Regions from separate parts of the Mus musculus genome. Here all the other regions are linked to region 3. Evidence: chromatin loops called from intact Hi-C (ENCODE). Cell type or tissue: gastrocnemius. All regions are shown on one strand.

Region 1 (8,000 bases), 50 kb before region 3:
ATTTCTCCATAGTCTGGCTCCATCTTGTATGTACATGAAAAGGCTTCCTGGAGGATAATACATGTAAACGAGGTGCCTCAGCCTTATAGTCCCAGTGCCTGGGAGGTGGGCACAGGAGGATAAGAACTTCAAGGTAATCCTTCTTGACAGTTACTAGTTCAAAGTCAGCATGGACAGTGTGACACTATCCTAATAATAATGGTAATAACCATAGCCATTATTATAAATGTATATGTAAATTAGGAAACACACAATCTGGTGCAAGTTAAACGACAAAAACTACTCTTGAAAGCACTTTCTACCCCAGAGGTTGTTAAGGACACCCCTCTAAGACAGGGTGGGGAGAGCCTTATATGAATGAAAACCACAGTTCTTGACTGTTCTTGAGGCAGCTGGGAGACAGGGTAAACACAGTCTGTGGATCTCTTAGACCTTGCGTTTTTAGCCTCATCATATCCCCTCTTCAACATTTGGAGAGTTCCCAGACTCATTTAAATAAAGTCAGCTTTCTTATCTTAAAACACAAGGCCTTGGAGTTTTAGACTTAACATAATATTAAGTGGCCGTGTGATGCTTTATTTTCAACCCCCCCTTTGGTTTTATGCATTCTTTAAAGTGTTCCCCTTGACAGAAATATAGGGCAAGTGTTACTAGACCCATTTGCTCATGAAAAAGTGAGTTTCAAAAAGGATATGACAAAACTAAGTTTGAAGCAAAGGGGCTAGAGGTCTGTCTCCTGAATCTGATACCAACCACTCCTTTGAGATATTGTCTTGTCTATTACACTCCACCCCTGAGTGCATTTATTTAAGGAGTGTGTGTGTATGTGTGTGTGTGTGTGTGTGTGTGTGTGTGTGCGTGTGCACTTGTGTATGTGCATATATGCTTGCTATTTACATGTGTTGGATTTTAAAGATTTGCTGTCAAATAAAAAAGGATGCAGTCTTAGAAGAGAAAACGTACAGAAGAGACAAACCACTGACTTACCTGTTAGCTGATCAGGTTCTGTTCCTCCATGGCCAGCTATGGGTTCTAGAGATGAAGAATGAGATGCCAAGTGCCTTAGTTAGGTTTTATTCCTGTGAAGAGACACCATAACCATGGCAACTCTTAAAAGGAAAACATTTGCCTGGGACTGACTTAGAGTTTAGAGGTTTCGTCCATTATCATCACGGTGGGATGCACGGCAGTGTGCAGGCACACATGGTGCTGTAGAAGCTGAGAGTTCCACATCTTGATCAGAAGGAAACAGAAGGAACCTCTGTGCCACACAGGGGCAGCTCGAGCATAAATAAGACCTCAAAGCCCCGCCAAACACAACAGTGGCACATCTCCAATATGGCCACACCTACTCCAACAAGACCCCAGTTCCTAATTGTGCCACTCCCTATGGACCAAACATTCAAACACATGAGATTATAGGAGCCATTTTACTCAATCCCCCACACAAAGTTAAAACACAGAGCCTGAATCTTAGAGGACAGATTAGTGAGATCAAGGAACCTCTGACTTGGTATACCAGGTTGACTCAAAAGAGTTGACCAGAACTCAAAAGGCCCCTGCCCTATCCTCTGAAACATTTGTTCACCAACACGGATGACCGAGGTCAAATATAACAACAGGTTTGGTGACACATCTTTCTAGACCTGACTCAGGCATAGGAAAGTGTGAGGCATGTGGCCTTAGATGTATGAGGAACGCTTTGGGGATTCTACTGGGGCAAGAGTATAGTATAGGCACATCTAGTCACTGCAGAGCATTCCCTTGGAATAAAGAGCTAATTGAGCTTTTTGTCTTGCTGGTGGTCATGTTATTTAGGTTTTAACTGTGCAGCCACGTCACACATACGTACAAAGTACATCACAGGCTTCCTCTCATCAGTCTGCCTCCTTCACTCTCAACTCACCTCCCTTTACCTCTGAAGTATCCTGTCCATGGGTTGTTTCTATTGTCCCATGGTACATCCAGTTCCAACCTCACACCCAAATACTGCCCACTTTCTACCTAACTGGGCCACAATAGGTTAGTATGCATGCCCAGCTCTCTACCCACGGTGTATTTGAAAGAGATGTCAGTGCTACAGTAAAAGTGTCTTAGTCATGATGAGTCACAATTGTAATCCTAGCTCTCCAAAGAAAAGTCGTGAGCTCAAGGCCAGCCTTGACTACTTACTGAGAATATGTCTCAAAAAAGGAAAAAAGTGCCATATGTAATACCCACTTTGCAGAACAGGAAACTGAGGTCTAGCCTAGGATATGACTTTGTAATAGCAAAGGTAGGGCCAGAACCAGAAAGCTATAGGCTCCTTTGTCCAGTTCTCTGGAATATCACAATCGTGACAAAATTGAGTTTGACCAAGGACAAAGTTGAGTTGACAAAGATCTGTAATCCACCGTCCTTAGTCTCTCTTTGGAGTCCACTGTTACCTTCAAGAGCCAGAACAATTGTTCTGTATCCTCCCTATTCACCAAAATTCCTGAGACACCTCTGAGAAGACATGCTTATACCAAGTCAATGAGTGGGGCACAGAAAGAAGAAAAGGCTTCCATCAAAAGAGGCATCATTCTGCCTGTGGTGGTTAGAGGTGGGAGTAAGGATGGAACTCGGAACTGGAACTGGGGAACGTATAGATAGAGAGACGTCTGGCATAAACTCTCCTGTCTCAGTCTCCCAGGTCTCCCAGGTGCTGGGATTACAGGCTGGCTGGCTATTTATTTTCCCTCTTTAGTGTTCAGGAAGCTAGAATTACATAATTAAATAAAGCTTTAAATTAATCTAGGGTCAAAAGCAGGAGGGAGCAGCAGAGGTTTGGGGCAGGAGAGTGTCAGAAAGACTCTGATTCAGTCATGCTATTAGTGATCCCTACTCTCCTTCCCTTAACCTGCCCCTTTCAGGGCAAAGCTGGCAATTTCTGGACAGCGCCTCTGCCTTCAGACTGGCCTGCTTTTCACTATCTTACCCTCAGTGTACCCTCAGATAGGTGGTGAAAAGTGGGTGGATGGCTGATGCTTTTACTGCTGGGGATCGAAATTAAGGCCACAACCTTTATCTCTGAGCTAATTATCCAGCCCGCCCTGCCTATATATTTCTACTTTATATTTTGAAACAAGGTTACACTTCGGTGCTCCAGGCAGGACTTGAATTTTTAATTCTCCTGTTTCAGCCTCTCTCAAGTCCCTGGGATTACTGGCTAGCATCACTCAGGCTTCTGAAGTGTCAAAATTTAATTGGATCTTTTTGAGGACTGAAGTCAGGAGGCTCTGGGCTCTCTGGTCTATAATCGCAGCAAGGTGAAGCAATACCCTCATAACCCCTCTAGACCGTTAGTTTGGTCCTTAAACCAAGAAACTCAACCTTTTGCTGGGGTTGTGGCTGGGAGTTGGGCTGGAGAAATCACCGGTAAGAGGCAGAGGTAGCAAAGAAGAAGGGAATGCAGAAAATGGGTAAAGAAAATGCAAAGGCGAATAGAATGCAGACAGAGAAAGCAAGAACGAGGAGACAGTGGAAGATGAGGAAAGATAGAGAAAGGCTGAACAGACAGGAACCCCCGAGTGTGATGAAACGAGAGCTAAGAAACTGCGAGCCTGACCGGCGCGGGCTTTGGGCACAGAGGAGCCAGGAGGTCGGAGCAACCCCAGCTGTCAGTCTGGAACAAAGGCCGGGGAGAGAGCAGGACAGGGTGCAGGCAGTGCGGGCCAATGAATGTCGTTGACTCTGGCCCCGCCCCACTCGTGCCCCGCCCCACCCCGCCCCGCCGGCGGCCAGGGACCCAGCGCAAGGGCCAGAGCGCCCGGACGAGCTGGCGGGCTCTGGGAGGCTCCGACAAGCTCACAGTCCGAAAGTTTCTCTGTCTTTCTGCTGCTCCTGGGAGTGTGACTTGAGCGACGCGGGATCCGCCGGCTCTAGGAGCCCTCCAGAAAAAGAGAAAGGGGCACTGCACAAAATACACCGAAAAATCAAAATCTGCAGCCATTTGCAGCTATCCCCAAGGCGGAGGAGGACAGACAGGTAAGGTACGGGTACCCAGGGTCCTGTTCCTCCTTCGTGCAGGGTCTACAGCTCTGCGGACGGCCCAGACACAGGGAAGACTTCGCTTTCTACAGCATACCACTCCCGGGAGTGAGTCCGCTCGTCTGTCGGTCTTTGTCTGTCTGTGTCCGCGTCTGTCTAGGTGTCTTTGTTTCTACATGTAACTATCGGGGTGAAGGGCAGTGGTAGGTGTGGGGGAGTCTTCTTCCCTGTCACTGATTGTATTTCTAATCTGACCCCAGCCGGAAGGAAATGGTGTGCATCAGTCAATCCTTATGTCTTTGTCTGTCAGACCGGGGATTCTCGTAAACCTGAATTTCATCTTGGAGACGTGCATTAGGTGACATGAATGTAGAGATGAAGAAATGAGAGGTGAGGAAGTGAGGCCACAGAGACTGGGGCCCCAGACAGAGGATCCAGCTGCTGGCGACTGGCTAGTGAACTTTACCTTGCTGGCTGGAACTTTGGAGGTACATGTGTCTGGAAGGAATAGGAATGAGCTTGGACGAATACACAGGTAGACAGACACATAGACACACACTGACACACCTCAGTTCACTCCTTTTTCTCATTCACCACAGGGAATCAGATCCCCTCTGTTTTTGCTTCTCATCTGCCCTGGCTTCACTCAGCAATAGAAACCCAAACACCACGGACCAGGTGATGTTTCCCTTCCCTGCTCCAAGTGGAAGGGATTAAACTGTGGCACATGTGAGCATTCTGCTCACCCACGGGTTGTCAGTCCTCAATTTCCCAAGCACTAGAGATGTTTAGGGATCCAAGAACCATGCCTTCTGCCCTCAGGTTTTCTGCATGCTCCTTGGATTGCTGAGGAGCAGGCTCTGGGTTCTGGGTAGCTGTCATCGAGACTTCTCCACCAGAGGGTCTCTCCTCCCTGGAAACACAATCTAGTCTCAGCCCATCACAGAGAGATGAGCTGCCCGCATGCACTTCTCCCAGAACCCAGATCCTGACGGGGGGGGGGGGGGGGCTGCTGGTAAGGGATTTTGAGGATTTGTAACCTGAGCTTCCTTCAAGTTCAGAAACAATTTTCTGCAGGCAGACAGAAGGAAAATGGAGGTGTTTGAAAGGTGTATGCACATGAATATCCAAGTTAGAGTTTACAGGGGTAAGAGTCTTCAAGGTTGGCACAGAGCAGAATGTGGGCAGGAGTCTGTGGGCAGAGAATGCACCCTAATCAGGCAATGGCCCACACCTTGTATTTACCTAGCTCTTTCTTCTGACCATTTTCAGTGCATCATAGATGTTATCTCATTTGTTGTCTCCTTTATCCTCACACCGTAACTACCACATTAGTATGAGATGTGATTTACTCTGTGTCTGCCAGTGAAGAAACAGAGGCACCAAAATGCAAGGGTGTTCCCTGAGATCCCATAACCAATGAGAGCCAAGTCCATCATTAATGAAATCCAAAACTTCATGTCTTAGCTGTGGAGATGGGAGTATAGAGCACTCATCTGCTAGAGTTGAGAAGAACTGTCTGTGTGTGGGGGGAGGGGGAGATGGCGGGGGGGGGGGAATGAGAGCATCCTTCCTGGAGGGTTCATGGAAGGACCAGACATTTGCTTTTGCTCAGGATGATTGTCTTTCCTATTTCTAGCCTATGTCTTGGCGCCCTCTGCAAGGCAAACCTGCTTTAGCCATTCAGTCTGTGCACTCTTGAGACTGAAGGAGATTTCCTTGTGTGGCTATCTACCTCTGATGGTTGCAGGAGCTGAGGTAGGAGAAGTATGCTGTTGGGGAGTGCTCTGGGTGTGCCAGTTCTCTGAGAGTGTGAAGAGTGCTCAGTTGCCATGCAGGGTTAAGAAGCGAGATGTCTGCATGTATGGGTGAAGAAGTAGATCTCTGTTCCTGAAAATGTATTCTTATGCCTTTGGGCGTGTTTAACAGTCACCCCACAGCTTTTCATTGGATGCTACAAAACGCAAGGCTTTGGGACCCACAATGAAGCAGGAATGAATATCATAGTCTGGGGTTAGTTTCCTTGAACGAGTGCTTCCTTGAAATTCAGGGGTTCTGTGTTTGAGACCCTAACACTACATAAACCTTCATATGGTGGCACAGTATTATAACCAAACCTTGCCCAAGTGGTGGAGATAGGAGGATCAGAAATTCAAAGCCAGTCTTGACCACATAGGAAGTTCAGGATCAGCCTGTGCTACCTGAGACAATCTCAAATGCAGAAAACAATAACAAACAACCCAACAATAAGAAATATACCAAATAAGGTCATGGCAAATAATCTATTTTTAGCAACTTCAGTCCAGTTCATTTATGAATAGTATTGTAACAAAGTTTAATACTATCCACAGAGTGCCGTCCAATCTCACAGCATTGTTTTAACCACAGGCATCTGCCTCTGTAGGTTAGTCCCCCAACCATCTTGCCCTTAGGTCCAGATCCCATTTCTTCTTCTGAGATATTTCTACCATTTGGTGCTGCCACCACAGTGACTCATTGCTTCCCCAAGAACTCCAGAGTTTCTGGGGAGGAAAACCACAGTGAGTTCTCAGCTCAAAGTATAGTGTCTACCTACTCTTTCTGTGTGTTTGTCAACTCACAAGAGCAAATATGGGAGGAGAAGGTGCTAGACCCAATTCAGTCCTGGGGTCTGGAGTTTGTGCCTTCAGAGCTTCAGGCAAGCAGTTGCAGAACAATGAATGGTAAGGGATTTAGCAAAAAAAAAAAAAAAAAAAAGGAAATTCCAACTGCCTGGGGACTCTTCAGGCCATTTACATCTCAGCACTTTGAGTTTGCCACCTTTGAATGGATCTCCTTGGTGCTACACTTTGGACACTGGTGATTCTTTGGAGAATGTGAACTGCTGTTGGGTTTGGGGAGGTAATGTGGCCCTGCTTTATGCTTCACATGCACTTAGCATTGTGGGTAATGATGTCTCCTATTGTGATAACCACATATGCTCTCGGGAGCCCATGAGCATTTCAATTTTTCTTTGGGAGAACATTTCTTATGCTTGACAACCTGAATTTCATTGTTATTTCATTAAAAACTGAGACAGAGACTCATGTAGCTCAGGCTGTCCTGAAACTTGTTATGTAGCTAGGAATGACTTTGAATTTCTTTTACCAATACTTAGATGATTGGCATGTGTCACTATACCTAATTAATTCAGTACTAGGGATCAAACCCAGGGCTCCATGCAAGTGCTTCTAACTGAGCTATGCCCCCAGCTCTCATTTGTTAAAGGTCTTGCCCATGTCAGGTGCTAGAGACATGAGTGATACTGTTGAAGAGGCGAACTAACGCACTGAGCTGAAAATTGGTGATGTTAGTTAGAAAGAATTAATTAGAGATAATCCCACTGAACTAACAATCCCACACTAACTTTAGTACAACAGCTGTCTCAAGATGGAGGTAAACTGAAGATGCCAGAGAGGAGGTAGGTGGTCAGGACTTGGTCTAGAAGATGAGCCTAAGCAGGTGTGTCAAGAGAGTAGGTAGAAAAGTAAGGTCAGCATTCTGCTTGCAGCTGAGAGCTGAAGAGAACCCTCTGGGGCTCTACACGCCCCTCATGGCAGTTGGAGGATGAAAAGTGGGAGGGAACTAGCTCTAGTAAGTTTGCAGTTTGGCCCCCACAGTGACTTCTTTAAGTTTTAGGGGGGTGGGCAAGAGACCTTGCCTAGACTCAGGCCTAGCTGGGCTGGCCTCCCAGACTCTTTGGCAGAGTCACCTTTGTAGGCTTCTGTTCCCCTAGATCCTGGCTTCCACCTCCTTAGATAACTCCAGAGCAGTGAGGAGGAGGTTGGGAGGTCTTGATGACCACCAACTACAACTGCCTGGGAAGCAATGTGTATCAAGACTTTTTTGAGTTTCTTTTTCCTTTTTAGCTTTTTTTGGGACAGGACCATATATAACCCAGGTTGGCTTTGAACTGTCTGTTCCCTCCCCACAAGTCTTGAAGTCATGATCCTCCAGGACCAGCCTCCCAA
Region 2 (8,000 bases), 74 kb before region 3:
GGTGGGGGCTGGTAGCACACAGGTTCCCAGAGTTAAGGTGGGGTAGCAAACTCAACACTAAGCAATTCTGTGATGAAGAAGTGGATATTGTCTTAGTAAAGTCCCAGAACTTCTCTGAGTTCCAATTTTCTCATATACAGAATGAGACATTAAATGATCTAGGGCCCTCTCAAAGCTCTAATATATTTTAACTTTTTTTTTCTATTCTATTTCACAAATCACAGGCTGTGTAGACACAAAGACCACTAGCAAGTGTCGGGAACTGCTTTAATTTTCTTTTTAAAAGCAAATAAAGTTATGGATCTGAGGGAGGGGCAGGGAGAATTAATAATTGACCTTGCTCCTGTACACAATATTAGCTGCTGGGGTCTGTAACCTGACACACTCAGCTACAGGCAGTGAGGGCCTATATCTCAAACCTCTGAGCTGGCTTAACTATTTCAACCAGGATTGCACATATCTGCATAGGAGAGTTCCTTAGCTGGAAATTCGATATCAACTGGCTCAAGGTAACCTCCCCAAATTGTACACCCACCAATCTGATCTGTCTTCGTTCACATGGCATGAATCAATACATGTCGAAAAATTACAAAACCACCCTCCTACTTCAATCAGGACCTTCTTCATAATGGGACTACTGGAGCTGACTGCCTTAAACTTCAGTCTGTGATCTAGCTATTGCCTTCCCCATTTCCCCCTGCACTGTATACAATAAACTGTTGCTCCTATTTTGGTCTGAAAGTAGAGACCATGCTCCACACACAAATCCTTTTACTACTGCTTAAATGATTCTTGTGGTCTAAGTGACTCAAATTGGTCATTTTAAAACTCTATGATGGTATAACCCCTTAATTTAAGAATTTTAGAATTTTAATTTTAGTCAAGTGGACAGCAAGATATATACCCTGTGGACATATAGACTTGTCTGTATCTAGGGTCAAGGCTACCTGAAACAATGTAACAGACAGAGCCTCAGAAACATTTTTCTGCAGGAGGTACAGGTGTTCTAGAATTAATGTGTCTGCCCAGAGAGAAATAACTTGATGAACGTAAGGTATTAATGAAGAAAAATTCTTGAAGAATAGCATGCATACAGCACTGGCTGGTGCTCAAAGAGGAGCCAGCCTAGGACACATTTTCCATCCTACATATGCTGCGTCAGGCCCCAGGTTACACGCTGAACAATTCACATAGAGACAGGAGAGTCCAATTTTAAGTTGCTAAGTGGTTACTTAGGCAGAAGAGAGGCTTACACAACAAAGTATTCCCAGGACTATTTCTTAAGTACACCAGTATCCTGGAACAGTAGACCATTCTTCAGTGTCAGGGTCCCTAGGTGAATATGCCAGACTGAGAAAGATTATAAAAGTATAAAGGAGAAAAGATAAAAGCTGGGGTGGGAAATCATAGAGAGCACACTAAGAAGTTAGAAGAGGACTGAGCTGGGTGTTAAGCTGAGGAGCAGCTAGCTCAGGTCAGCTCTCCAGCTCAGGTCAGCGCTGTGTGTAGCAGATAATGTAGTAATGATGTGACGGCTCCTTATAACTAATAAACGCAGAGGCCCACAGCAGGCAGGCCGAGATCTTGATGCTGCTACAGTGAAGACCATACTGCTGTCTGGCTTGCTAACAAAAGGACAACTGGCTGCATCTATATAAGAGGATCCATAGAAAGCAGCCACTGCCTAAGAAGAAAACAGGACTTTTATGGCACACCAGGCCTTAATGTTGGTTACATGACCCTACCTGCTCCTTTGAGCAGCTTCTTGGTCTCCTGCCACTTCTTAAGGGCATCGGTCTAGCGGCTGTTTAAGATCAGGGTTGTCTCCTTCCTTATGGTTGGAGCCAAATGTCTAGACAATCCTGGTGAACAAACATGCGTATCTAGCACTTCATCTCTTACAGACCTCATTAATACACTATATCTTTGGGTGTTTCAGAGGCAGCCCACCTTTAGCTAAACTCTACTCTGTGTGACTTATTCTCTCCGAAGCATTGGTAAATCCTTTGCATTATCATCTCAGCAAAATAGTGGAGTGCTACCAACACATAAGATTCCATGCACAATACCCACAAAATTAACTCCAAATGTGAAATCCGAAGAACAGAAATTCTAGAGATGCTAGCTAAACTAAAACGGCAACCTGCCGTCCTCTGATGCACAAGAAGCACGGTGATGTTGGCTACAAAGATGTTTCTACGCACACACCATGTCCCCAAAGCTCTACACAGACGCTGCCCACAGGGTGAAGTTCTTCAGAGGTCACCACTTTGGTACAGGGAACTACAGAGACCGCATGGGACTTCATACAACTCCACATCTGGCCCACTAGCTTCCATCCAGTCCAAGGGTAGCCTACCAAAAGGGATGCCGAGGCTCAGCAGCCCACTTCTCCCAAGACTGCGGTCCCTTGCTCACCATAGCGTGGCTTCCAAGCTCGCGTGCACCCCTCACAGATCCTGTTACACGCAAAGAACCGCTTGCATTTTCCCAGCTTCGGAACGGAGCCTGGAGCCTGGCGCCCGGAAGAGCCCGCCTCCCCGATGACGCTCCGACTGCAGGTTCTCATTGGCTGATGAGGCCTGAGTGACAAGAGTCCCTCCTTTGGCGTTGGAGTTTAAGGAACAGCACAGAACAGTATTTCCTGTTGCAGATATTTGCATTTCAGGAGTCCTTGCTCTTGACCTGAGGTAGCTTCACTTCTATCTTTCCTTGCGTGGTAGGCACTTTCCCCTTTTCCTCCTTGACACAAGGTAGCTAGTTTAAATAGCACATTACAAAATGTGGAGTGGAGTGTTTCTCCTGTCCCACAAGTGGAAGGGTGCCCACGATATTAATAATTAAGGAGATTTTAGAAAACAAATGTTTGTTCTGTGGGTTCACGGTGAGGTCAGGTGAGCTACAGCTACGTTCTACCTGGCTGGCAAAGGTACACTGGACAATCCTGAGAGAAAACCTGGAACCACATCACAAACACAATGAAATGTGTTTCTCCCACAAGAAGGCTGGATGGTGGATCCATCCCTATAGGAGTTTTCTTCCTGAAATTCAGGTCTATCTCTTGACAAATTAACACTAATGATAAGTGTAGTCTCCACGGTAACTTGAATAATTAGAAAGAAATGGTTCGAGGAAGAATGTTGTTTATGAACACTATTCCTAACATTTTTCTGAGTTAAGGTGAGAAAACGCAGCTGTATTAGTCAAGGTTCTCTAGATGAACAGAAATGATAAAAATGAGCGTCTCTTTCCCTCTCTGTATGTAGAAAGGGGATTTATTAAAACGGCTCGCAGGCTGTGGTCCAGCTAGACCAACAAGTGCTGTCTAGCAACTAAAATTGGAAGAATCCAGTAGTTCAGTCCATGAGGCTGCGTGTCTAAGCTGGGCTTCACTGTATACCACATTTTCAAAGAAGGAGGCTCTAAAGGAATGAACTTGCTAACCAAAGATAGGGCAGAGAGAGAGAGAGAGAGAAAGAGAGAGAGAGAGAGCTTCTTTCTTCTCTATTTATGTGGACTGTCACCAGAAGGTGTGGCCCAGATTAAAGGTGGATCTTATCGCCTCAAAAGACCCAGAAGCGTCTTCCCACTTCATAAGTTTTAATTAAGAAAAATCTCTCACAGGTATATGCAACTTTTTGGGTCTTAGTTAATTTGTAGTCAGTTTGTCTACCAAGAATAGCCATCATAACAGACAAGACAGAAAAACTTGGAAATATTTCTTACCAGCAGAAAGCAGGGAAATCATTTAACAAAAATAAAAGACAGGAAGCATGGGGGTTTTCTTTAGAGAGCCTGGACACATTCGCGTAGAGTTCTGCCTGATTTGGTGGTGTTCTTAGCTCAGCGTTGGACAGGAACATATACAATTTATTTTAAAAGACAGAAGGAAATGTCTCTGGCACGTTCATCTTGTACCTCAAGGTCATAATTGAAACTCATATGTTAATTGAACCCAGGGAGAATAAGACCACTACCACGATTTTGAGACAACTTGAACCACCTAAGAGCTGGCCATCAACTGGATCCTAAGTGCTGTAAGGAAACCAGACCTGAATCCACTTCTAGTGCCTCTTTTAAGTAGTAAAATCACAAGCTTCTGCCAAACAGGTTTACAGAAAACAGACAATGAGACAATAAGAAAATACAGGAATAAACAACCAAAGGAACAAAAATGTGGTCACCATAGAGGGTCAGGTATGTTCAGGATGTTCTCAGAAATATGAAGAGGCCAGGGGTCAAGCAGATCAGGCTCCAAGAAAAAGACTTAAATAGAGCAAATCAGTAAATGGGGTATTTTGAGCAATACAGCATAATGGCTCCTGCCTTCAAACTGAAGTCAGGTAGGTTCCTCACAAGTAAATGACACTGTGAATGTAGCTTACTTAGGAGCCAATACTACCTGTTAATTATGGCCAATACTACCTATTAATTATGATGTATGCTCTTAAAGGCAGATATATCAATGCAACAATTCTCGCAAACATACAGGAAAAGTCACCTATTTGCACAGTAGACGTACTTAGATGAACAGCTATGCTGAGCTATTCTATGCTCAGAAGAGCATTCTATGCTTTTGCCTCTGAGCAGGCTGGCTCAGAGGAAGGCCACAGCTGCTTCCATGCAGGACCAGAAAGAGTTCATTTTAACTAACCCTAGCTGCTGTCTGTCTTAGGACTGTGACAACACCAAAGAGTATGTTGAGTATTTTTCTTCATAAATGAATGGGGAGAGATTTTAGACATTAATTGGTATCCACATCACTGAAATAGCACGTCAAGGCACTGGAGAGATGGCTCAACAGTTTAGAGAGGTGGCTGCTCTTCTAGAGGATCCAGGTTTAATCCTTCTTTTTCTACCCTTTATTTTATATTTTAGTTACCTGGGTATCTGCCTAGTTGTGTCTGTACGCAGTACCGGCAGCATCCAGAAGAGGGCAGAAGATACCAACCATTGGAGTCACAGCACATTGTTAGCTACCATGTGTTACGGAAATGGAACCTGGGTCCTCTGGACAGCACTCAGTGCTCTTATCTGCTGAGCCAACTCTCCAGCCCCTCTTCTTTGAATTTAAGGTTTACTTTTGTACTTGTTCATTGAAATATATTGCATCTCATACACCCTTCCTTGTCCTCCCTCCTTCCCTTCCCAAATTCTTCCTTGTCATGCATGAGTAAGTACACTCTTAATATATGACTACAACCTGCTGAGTCTGTTGTTGTTGTTGTTGTTTGTTTGTTTGTTGTTTATTGTGTGTATATAGTTTCAGGAATGATTACATTGCATTAAGTGGCCAACTAGGGAGCGTATTCCTGCCTCAGGCAGATTCTCTGACTTACAGATGAATTGAACTGTTTAATGAACAGTGGGAGTCTAACCCCTCTAATGACCTAGGCTGTCTTGGACAGCAAGTATTATAAAGATTAGAAACCTAGGGATGGGAAAATACACGAGCAGTTGAGAACACTGCCGATTTTCTGAGGGCACCCAGGTTTCCTTCCCAGCACACTCAGCAGCTCACATCTATCCCTAACTCCAGCTTCAAGGAATCTGAAAAAATCTGTTCACCTCCTAGGCAGCCATAAATTCACCAAGCAGGAATGAGGCAAAGTCACATAAACAGGCAAAACTCCCATATACATGAAATACAAGTGAAATACTTTTTCTTAAAATGAAGAAAAAGAGGAAGGGGTGAGGGGAGACACCTGGCACCATAAAGCTTATTTTTTTCAAGCTTGGTGTGGTTTTGCATTCCTTTAATCCCAGCAAGCAGGTCACAGAGGCAGAAAAATTACTGTAATTTTGAGGAAAGCCTGTGCTATATAACACTCACACACAAACACACACACACACACAAGGAAAGAAGAACAAAACTAAATAATAGAGGAAAAGGAGCATGGGGGAATTGGGAGAGTGTAAGACCTCTGCTCTAGAGCTACAGTTAAAACACACCCCTTCCTGGGTTCCTCTACTTGGAAGGGGAGATTTTTCTGTGTTCTGATCTTCCACAGAACACTTCTGTATAGTTACCTTTCTCTTGCTATTATAAAACTCAACCAGGACCAAGCCAATTTATAAAAGAAAGTATTGGGCTTATAGATCCAGAGTCAGAGACGTTGCTCACATAATAAACACATAACAGCAGGAAGACCTGAGAGCTCACAGTTTGAACCTTAGGTATGAGGTAGAGAATACACTGGGCATGGCCAGAGGCATTCATAGCCAATAAGCCCAGCCCCATGATACACCTCCTTCAAAAAGGCCACACCTGTAATCCTTCCCTAAGAGTTCCACCAACTGGGAAACAAATAAGACTATGGAAGCCATTTTTTTTTTAATCAACACATCTTCCTTCAACTCTTAGATAGTGACAGAGATTTTGTAGCTGACCAAATTCTACCATAATCTTAAATGAGACTGTTATGTTTCCAACATACAATGCCACAGAATATTAGCCATACTTCTATCTACCAATGCTCTATTTTTGTGATGTTGTATGTAATAGTCTTACATTTAATCTTCAAAGCAAAGTTTCAGCATCATATCTATAGCCAGCCTGCACTCCTGAAGTGTGGTCCAACTTGTCAACCATTGCTTATCTTAGTTGTAACTTCTATTTAGGACTTCAAAGGGAAACCACGGGTATCACATCCTGTCTTATTGCTATATGTCCTGGGAAGATTATTTTTCCAAAGTGAAAATTTCAAGGTAATGTCAGACAATTATAACTTTGGTAGATTTGGGGTATACCTATCAACAGTGATTGCTACATAGGTTTATTTAGAAAAGAAACAATGTTACCAATTAAGGCAGATGTCAGAGTTTCCATTACAGAAAGAGAATTCTTTTATCTTTAATCTCAAGTCATCTCTCTCAACTATACAAATTAAATTTAACCAGTACAGTACTAAAATTCTCATGTGCCATATTCCAAGAGACAGTGTATGCTTTGCTAGGAAAAGAGGCGGCTCCAAAGAAAAGAAGTACCACATTTACCTCTCGTTTCCAAATGACTTCTATGAGTGCTCTGTGTGTGTGTGTGTGTGTGTGTGTGTCTGCAAGTACCAGACATGCATGCGGAGCATAGACATACATGCAGCCAAAACACATATAAACCTAAAATAAATTAGGAAAAAAACTGGGAAAAAAATTAGTTGTACTGGAGTTTAGTACAACCAGTCAGTGCATCAGAAAATGGTTATTATGTTGTGATCAGAATATAAAGAAAATTTCCCCATAAGTCAAGGTAGTGGGAATTGGCTTGATTTGCAGAAGATATATGAGATTAGTGTTTATGCAGAGTGAGTAATGGGAGATTGTGCTTACATGTCAAGTACACTGAGGTGAGACCTAGTTTGTGGTTGTCCAGCAGTAAACACTGCCATTTAACATTTATGTCTGGGTGAGCAGCAGTAGACACTGCCAATTGCTATTAACGTTTATGTCTGGGTAAATGAAGAAGAGAAGCTTTGCTTTATTTTCTTTGTACTCCAAATTAAAAAAAAAAAAAAACTTAGGTGTCTTTATTTTAATGGGAAAAATCTCCATTGATAAACAGAATAAGTAGTTATCTGTGTCATATTCCAACCTTAAAAAAAATCGCCGGGCAGTGGTGGTGCACTTTGATCCCAGCACTGGGGAGGCAGAGGCAGGCGGATTTCTGAGTTCGAGGCCAGCCTGGTCTGAGGGTGAGTTCCAGGACAGCCAAGGCTACACAGAGAAACCCTGTCTCAAAAACTAAAAAAAAAAAAAGAACATGATCTCCATGATCTCTCAGCACTCAACAGCATTTACAGCCCTGTTTTCAAAACACCTCCACTATCTGCTCACAAAATTATCTGGAAGCATAGACTCCACAAAAATCACATTAGTCCAAACTGCAGCCACACATCTCTGATATCAACTCCTATTCTAGTTCCATTTTATTTACTTATTCCTGTTTGTTTACTTGTATAAATAGCCCGACCAAATCAACCATAGGGAGAAAGGCTCTGTTTGTG
Region 3 (8,000 bases):
AGAAACACTCCACCAGCCCTCTAGTCACTTTGGAATGACTCATGTGAGTCTGGCCTAGCTGGAGAGCAGTCAGGGTCCCCACATGTTTCCTGCTAGTAGGAGAGCATCCCTGAGTAGTACACCCACACACACACTCCCAGCAGGCCCAGGCAGGCAGGGATAGTATGTGTACATCCGTGCTGTTGTTCACTCCAGAGACTTCTCTGTAAGGAAAGATGAAGATGTTCTATTCATATGGATTAGCATCAGGTCTGGATGGAGTGGCTCACTATCAGCACCACTGCCCTGACTGCTAAGAGCTTCCTGTCCTCCCACCCTGTGAAGTGACAAGTAGTCACAAGAAAGGTGGAGAAAGGAACATTTTTTTGCATCTCAGAGATAAGTACTGGGAGTTGACCTTTGTCATTCATCCTTATGGTCCAGTCTGGAACTAAGTGGATATTGCCATGATCTCAGTCCCACCTCGGCTTGTCAGTATACTTAGCAAAACAGCAACGATGACGATGATGATGAAAGGGTAATAACTAATGACAGAAATATTGTTATAAATCCATTTAATTTACAGAGACTTTAGAAAATGCTATGTTCTTCCATCTAATCCTTATAATCATATTGTGATGTAAGAATGTTACAGTTTTTCAGTTTGTAATTAAGGAAACTGACACACCAATTAGCTATGATAGCTGGCTAAGTGATTTGGCCAGCATCTTATACATATAAAATATAGATGCTAAGATTCAACTATAAGAATATGGGCCAGAAGTTCACATTTTTACTATTTATTGGGGGAAGGGACATGTACATACTACAGCCCAAATGTGGAGGTCAAATGCCAACTTTTCAAAGATGGTTCTTTCTTTCCACCATGTGGGTCTCAGGGATGGAACTCATCAGGCATGGAGACAAACATGTTTTTGCCCTGTGAGCCATTTCAGCTCTTTTTTAGTCAGAACTGGGAAGAGGTATCTGAGACAGGCTTAATATGTATAGGCTGGTGTGTACTACCACTCCAAACCATAGCATGACCCCAAATAATGCTTATGGCCTCAAAGTGCCAAAGCCCCAGAGACACAATGATCTGACCCAACTCCAGTCCAACTTTGAGGATCAATGGATGTTGAAGTGGTGGAGAAGCCAGGAAGGGAGGAAGACCACAGTTCATTGTTTGGCAGATGGATACTGGACATGGCCTGTGGGCCAGGTTGTATGGCTAGCTTTTGGGGCATAATAGGACAAGGTGAAATGGTCCTACCTGAGAGATGAATGCAGGGTTAGGTAAGGTTTGGGTGTTTGCTCCCTGAGGCCAGTATCCCTGGTGTTAAAGGTAGGTAGGTGGTAGAGCTGGAAGCAGTGGATAGAGTAAGCAGGTGATTACTGAGTTGCCTAGAACCTTGGGTTTGGCATGCGGAGCCTGAACCGGACGTGAGGGAGGCACTTGGAAACGCATGCAAGAAAAACAGGTTGTCTACTTGCAAAAGAACTGTTTGTGGTGTCTTGTCAGGAGCAGCCTGAACTCTTTAGGAAATAGTGATGTCATCTTGGTTCGGATAGTGCCAATCACTTCTGGCATTGATTCTCACCCTTCCTCACCCCACCCTTGACAGGTGTGCCAGAAGTCAGGTGAGATCTCTCTTTTGAAGCAACAGCTCAAAGAGTCCCAATTAGAGGTGAACACTAAGGCCAGCGAGATCCTCAGTCTGAAGGCACAGCTGAAGGATACCCGGGGCAAGCTGGATGGAATGGAGCTGAAGACACAGGACTTGGAGAGTGCCCTGCGCACCAAAGGGCTGGAGCTGGAGGTCTGTGAGAACGAACTGCAGCGCAAGAAGAATGAGGCAGAACTGCTGAGAGAGAAGGTGAACCTTCTAGAACAGGAGTTGATGGAGCTACGGGCCCAGGCTGCTCTGCATCCGGCACCCCTGGGGCCTCCAGGGGTTGGGCTCACTTTCTCAGAGGACATCCCTGCTCTGCAGCGGGAGCTGGATCGGCTGCGGGCCGAGCTGAAGGAGGAGAGGCAAGGCCATGACCAGATGTCCTCGGGATTCCAGCATGAGCGGTTGGTGTGGAAAGAAGAGAAGGAGAAAGTGATCCAGTACCAAAGGCAGCTGCAGCAGAGCTACTTGGCCATGTACCAGCGCAACCAGCGTCTAGAGAAGGCCCTGCAGCAGCTGGCCCGTGGGGATGGTCCAGGGGAACCCTTTGAAATTGACCTGGAGGGAGCTGACATCCCCTACGAGGACATCATAGCCACTGAGATCTGAGGGGCTGCCTAGGGGTGGAGGGCTGGGGACTGGACCCAGAAAGCAGGGAGGGCTGAGCCTGTTCAAAGAGACATTTTGAGCCCCTCTGAGAGAAGCCACCTCTGGGGCCAGATGGTGATTAGGGGTCACCACATAGCCTTTCTCCCCTCCTGCCTTTTTCAGCCTAACTAACCCTGCTGCTTATAACACCTTGATCTGCTAACCCCAAGCTCTCCTAGAGATGTGCTCAGGGAGCTGGTTGAGGTTTCTCTCAACTTTGGTCTCATTCAAAGTAGTGAGAAAAACACTCCATCAGGAAAGGGAGCAACTGCCATACAGGCCAACTGGCCACCTAAGGACAGAAACATTTTCCCTGTCACCCCTGAGCCCCTACGATCCCCTGGTCATATTGGGGTGCCTTTGGGAATAGAAAGAAGCCATGTGTAACCAGAAGCCTTGGACCCTGCCTTCACTACAGCCTGTTCTTCTGTCTGTGGAGGTGGAGGAGTTGTGTCGCCACATAGTTGAGCCAGCAAGTCATGGGAGCAAGGGGTAGATGGACAGTCCGGCACTACAGAACCGTCATAGGTCTCAAGAGGTCTGGGTGGGAGGTGAAGGGAGAGAACCAAAGCAGATAGGGAATCGAGTCTAAAATGAGCTGCGTAGCCCCTTTGACCTCAGTGACCACTGTTTTTAAAGCCATAGGCATTGGGGTCCTGGGTGGGGTACAGGGAAATGACATAAGACATAGATTCCCAGCTGTGCCAGGATATCCTCCTCAGTAGCCAATGTGGAGTGGTTTTTTTTTTTTTTTTTTTTTTTTTTTCTGAACACCAGGTTCTTGCTTGGATCCAGAATAGCCCATCCACTTAGATAGTGTATATGGGATCTGGGCATTAGCCTCCCTTGTCTGTGGCCCAAGTCAGCAGTAGCTCTTCCCCTTATAGAATCTTCAGAGTCCATAGATTGGGAAGGGTCACTAGTGTGCCAATAGGCTGCAGTCCAGGTAGGAGAGATATGCGGTGCATACAAAGAGCCTTATAAATATCCCAAGCCACCCACTCTCCTCCCTCCATGTGGCGGCACCCCATGTTGTAAGAATTTAGTCTAGAAAGCAGCATGTGAGCCTGTGGGCGCCTGGCCTTGTCTTTTGAAGATATCCAGATCTAGGGGCAGAGGGAAGTGCAGTTGCTTAGTTGAAGGAATTATCTTCTCTCACCTTCCCCCTTCCATTCTGTGTTTTCCAAAGCAAGCCAGATCAAGCAGGCAGCCAAGCTGCTCCATATTCTATTTTTGGCCCTTACCACAGCTGTTGTTGGTAGGGCACCCAGCCCTTGCTGGATTCCTAAGCCATGTGCTTGCCTGGTGGGTGGGGCCCAGGATATAAGAGATGTAAGGGAGGGTCTACATGCTTGGTAGTCCAGGAACCAATCAGTGTTCTACCTCCCTAATGCTGGTCCTTAAGAGTCCCTGGGTGGATCCCAGCCCTAGTGACCTTGTCTTCCCATGGGCTTTTTTCCCTTCCTAGTGTCTGCAGGCTAGGTGCCTCCTCCATAGGTGGTCCTGCTTTCTGTTCCTGGGGTTAGGGTGGCCCTCTCCTGCTACTGACTTTCAATGGCACACAATCTCTGGTCTACCATTGCTCATAGTCACATGCTCATTTAAACCTGGAATCTGCAGGCCAAAGATGACTCCCCCAACATGCAGGGCCATACCCTTCACTGGGCACAGGTCACAGCCCAGTTTAAAAGCCCAGGCCTCAGTTCTTTGTTGTGTACCAGTCTGTGCCTTGTTTGAGTCCTTCCTATTGAGACTGTCCAACAGAAGGAAAGAAAGGTGGGGGTTAGCTGCTTCTCCCTAGATTGAAGGACTCCTTCCCCTGAAAGAACAGCCAGAAGTCCACTTCTGTGCCATGGAGTCCTTGCCCAGGAAGAAGCAGGCCTGTGCTCTGTATCTGCACAGGGTGCCTTCTACTCACCGGGGGTTCTGCTCACATCACTGCCCAGTAGCCCTGCCCTGATCATCTTTGAGACCTCTGCCTGGGAATTGTTTAACCTTTAAGACGGCAGATACCTTCCCAAGTCTGCTATCAGTCTGAGATCCCAAGGTAGCTCCAGGATGCAACTGTGCTATAACCTAACATCCTTGCCTGCCTTCCTGTGTGCTTTCTTTCCTTTTCTGTCCTAAAGCATCCTCACAGTTTGTGGTCCATGCCCATGATGGATGGCTAGATGGAACAGTGACTCAGGTGTGCGGGTTCAGGGCAGACGAGTAGCCTGTCTTGCTTTGTCTCTCGGACCCATACTGCATCCCAGAGGTGTCTGGTTCCAGAGTGTTGCTGCTCTCTGAAGGAAGAAAGGGCCTTGTAGTGTCCAGACTCCCACAGGGCACCTCCCTGCTTGATTTTGTCCTCTCTAGGTACACTTGAGCTTTAGCATGATGACATTTCAGGGGTCTTGGCATCACTTCTCTGAGTGACACTTGCTGATCTGCTCGTCCCTGGCTCCAGCTTGGGCTGTGTCTCAGGTAAGAGAGATGTCCACGGGAAAGCCAGGCTGGACCAGAGATTTCCCTAGGACCTGAGATCTCCTCAGATGCCACCTAAGGCCACAGTGCCCCTCAGTGGAGACTGCTTTCTTTCCCTTTTGAGCACTGGAGCCCTCAGCAGGCTGCTTCGGATGGACTGGCGTTTGGAAGACTACGTACACAGTTCTTTTTCTCTTCCTTGTTTCTGGTTTGCTTTGCTCTTGATGGCTTCATTTTGTTTTATTTTTGAAGTTCTTTGTCGGCTCTGTAAACTATTTCTGCTAATTTTATGTTTTTATTTATGAATAAAGAATGCCATTTCTCATGTCTTCACGGTCACTTTTGTCTCTTCAAGCTAATCTCTGCTCCTCTACTATGATATGCAGGCAACTCCTGGTGGTCTCTCCTTTTGGAACCACAAAGCCAGTGTCCCTTTGTCCCTTTGTGCCAGCTGGGGTGCTCCTCACTTAGACCCCTTGAGGAAGGCAGCCCTGTGACCTGGGGAACCTTCACCAGTCTGGTGATCTTACTTGTGACATGGTCAGCCTCTGGGCTGACCCAGAGGGGAGGAGGGAGGAGACCAGGGGGCAGTGACTTCAAAAGCCTGCCCCTTCCTAACCCCAGCCTCTCCCCTCCTCCCTCCACCAGCTGCTAGCCTCCTGGCCAGCCTTTGGCCCAGTGCATATGGCTTTTTGGCAAGGAAGTAGAGTAACTATTGTCACTCCTCCAGGCCCCTAGGTGAGAGTGCTGTTAGTACAGCCACCATCTGTCCTGCCTGCCTGGTACTAACTACTCCCTTCCACCACCACCACCACCACCACCACACATACACACACTCTCTCTCTCCAGTTCACCTTGATGGGCATTCCCAGTTTTGAATTCAAATCCTAAACCCGAAAGATAGCCACTATGGTAACAGAAGAGAGAGGGATACATAGAGAGATTTAAAGGCCTATAGGTATAAAACAATGCCTCTGGGGAAGAGAAGGTCAGTGAAGGCTGCAAGAGCTCTTCCTAGCCCCAGCTAGGACTGTGCTATTCTTAAGAGCCTTACAGGAACGTGACACTGGATGACTGGCTCCTCCTTTTCACTGGGGGCAGGTCCAGAGGAATTAGGCAGGACAGCCGAGCTGCCAACTTTAGCATAAGCTCAAAAGTCTTGGCAGCTTCCACTTTAACATTCTTGGGAGCCCTGGGTTGCCACGTCAGAAACCTCTTATTCTGCTGTGCAAGAACGTACACCAGCATCACAGCCAGAACCACCCAGGACCAGGCAAATGACCCTCATGATATGCATCAGGGATTTATTTCTTTAGAGGCCCTGCCAGCACCCTGACCCCAAGAACCGTAACACTTAAAAGGTTTTTTTTTTTAAAAAAAAAGATTTATTTATTTTCATATACAAAAGCAGAACTCTGCCAGGGTTGCCTCACTGCAGAGAGACAGCAAAGTGGGGGGCAGTTTGTCTCTCCACACCACCTCCTCATCCCATTCTGATCCAAACAGGGGAGGGGGAGAGAGAACACTTCTGACAGCAAGCAACCCAGCCTCAGCCTCCACCAGGCTGCGCAGACTGCACAGTTGCAGCAGGTATTTTTATCCGACTGTCTTAAAGTCTGTGCACACCATGTGTGAGGAGGGAGACCGAGCAGTCCGAGATCCTCCCTGAACATCTTCAGCAGCATGACTTTACTCAGTTAATTCTGGAAGGCCATGCTGTCTCCAAGTTTTTCCCCAGCCCAAGTGTTGCCTGCCTTTCCTTCCTGAGTGCAGGGATCAAAGGCACAGTGCCACCACTCCCAGCACTCTCAGCAGGAGTTCAAGGTCAGCTTGCTCTAAACAGAAGCCGATATAAAAGAGACCCTGTCTCAAAAAAACAAAAAAAAAAACCAACCTAATGAAAGAATCCTTTCTTAGGGGAGTTTGCATTCTACAAGCAAACAGGCTTTTCAAGGATCATAAGCAGGGTGGCACATGCTGGCTGTGTAGACAGTGATGTGTCTGAAGGGGATGTGGCAAGGCCCTTGGTTCAGAAAAAGGGAAAATCTCACCTTGGATCTCCCCTCAAGTCCTTTTTCTTAAGGACTCTTCTTGGCTCAGAGCCTCAGTAGACACCTTCCTAGTGAGGGAACCTGCAGTTCTCCTCTGACTGCTGTGCTCTGGGCTGCTATCCCCCTCTGTACTGCCCCCCCCCCGCCCCCCATCCCCTCAACCACCACCTCAACCCTGGTCTGCACCTGGATAACCTATAACCTCACCAGCCTTCCGTCTAAAACAAGTTCTATCACCTCCATTGGAAAGCTTCGGGTATTTCATGTGTTCTTCCATGCATGAAAGTGAAAGTTTGGTGATGTGGTGTCATCCTTGCAGTGAAGCTGAAGTCAACACAGCTCCTTTGCATCTTTCTAGATAAATAAATTTAAAAAAAAATCAGTTCTGGGGATGAAACCCAGGGCCTTGCACACAGTAGGCAAGTGCTCTAGCACTGGGATTTACCCCAGCCTTCATTGGATAATTTGACAAGGAAATGTTGGCCTTCAAGGAATTCATCCATGCATATTGTTACTATTGTTTGCTTGGAGAGGTGTTAGCCACACTAGCTCAGCCTGTTGTATGATCCATACTTCCTGCACAGCTCTGTTCTACCCAGGCCATTCCTTAAAGCTCACCCCTTCCTCATCTGAGCCTATCAGGGAGTCAGAAAACATTCCAGATATCCTAGACACTTAGGAATATAGCCCTCTGTCTTTAGTAGATACAAAACCAAGGCCCAGATAGCAGCAGATATCTGATGGGTTTTAAGGTCAGAAGGGCTGGTTAGCCATAGGCCAGATCACCTTGACCCCATGACTGACTCCACTTGCTCTCTGTCCCCATTCTAGCCCATTAACCCATGCCTGCTAACAGGTGTATGCTCCTCAAAGTCCTTCCATCAATCCTCTTCTCTTCTCAAACCCTCCAATGGCTCCCACCGATCAGATCAGAAATTCAGCCTTCTTGGCAGTCTTCACAGATTCCCTGTTTTCTGAGTCTTACATGTGTCTCAGCAAACAGCCACAAGGTTCAGAAGGTTCCCTAAAAGAAGTTTAACCAATCCTGAGGGGTTTTTCTTTCATCAACATCCAAAGGAGCCCAGTCTGCTCTTCAGTGCTGGCCTCATCTCTAAACCCCACAGCATGGCACCGTGATTAACTGCAGAATCTGGGTTGGCTAACTTCACCTGCAGACTCCTCT

Evidence for each region. A loop is a pair of places that touch in the nucleus more often than their neighbours do. Peaks named below come from ENCODE experiments on the same cell type or tissue, not always from the same donor. Only the 100,000 strongest peaks of a DNase experiment are listed, where the experiment ranks them.
Region 1: it touches region 3 in a loop (2.3-fold over the local background); 7 of 42 quality-filtered maps call a loop at or near these places.
Region 2: it touches region 3 in a loop (6-fold over the local background); 6 of 42 quality-filtered maps call a loop at or near these places.

What each region holds. Positions count from the first base shown.
Region 1 is chr8:69,179,982-69,187,981 of GRCm38, reverse strand. It overlaps Lzts1 (leucine zipper, putative tumor suppressor 1), which reads left to right and starts at 3,784. Exons shown (of 4, transcript NM_001370971.1): 1 at 3,784-4,008. In gastrocnemius, no CTCF peak of the experiment used is centred here; DNase peaks (open chromatin) are centred at 3,713 and 4,784; H3K4me3 peaks cover 1,846 bases; H3K27ac peaks cover 1,128 bases.
Region 2 is chr8:69,203,578-69,211,577 of GRCm38, reverse strand. It overlaps Zfp930 (zinc finger protein 930), which reads right to left and starts at 2,532. Exons shown (of 4, transcript NM_001013379.2): 1 at 2,419-2,532. The coding sequence starts at 2,421. It overlaps Gm39188 (a long non-coding RNA gene), which reads left to right and starts at 2,581. Exons shown (of 2, transcript XR_870488.3): 1 at 2,581-2,719; 2 at 4,879-5,202. In gastrocnemius, no CTCF peak of the experiment used is centred here; DNase peaks (open chromatin) are centred at 2,525 and 4,932; H3K4me3 peaks cover 1,710 bases; H3K27ac peaks cover 1,885 bases.
Region 3 is chr8:69,129,764-69,137,763 of GRCm38, reverse strand. Lzts1 (leucine zipper, putative tumor suppressor 1) reads left to right here. Exons shown (of 4, transcript NM_001370971.1): 4 at 1,605-5,105. The coding sequence ends at 2,261. Among named protein-coding and RNA genes, the nearest start is that of Gm39187, 24 kb to the left of the region's middle. In gastrocnemius, a CTCF peak has its summit at 4,858; DNase peaks (open chromatin) are centred at 5,445, 5,915, 6,334, 6,521 and 4 more places; H3K27ac peaks cover 2,798 bases.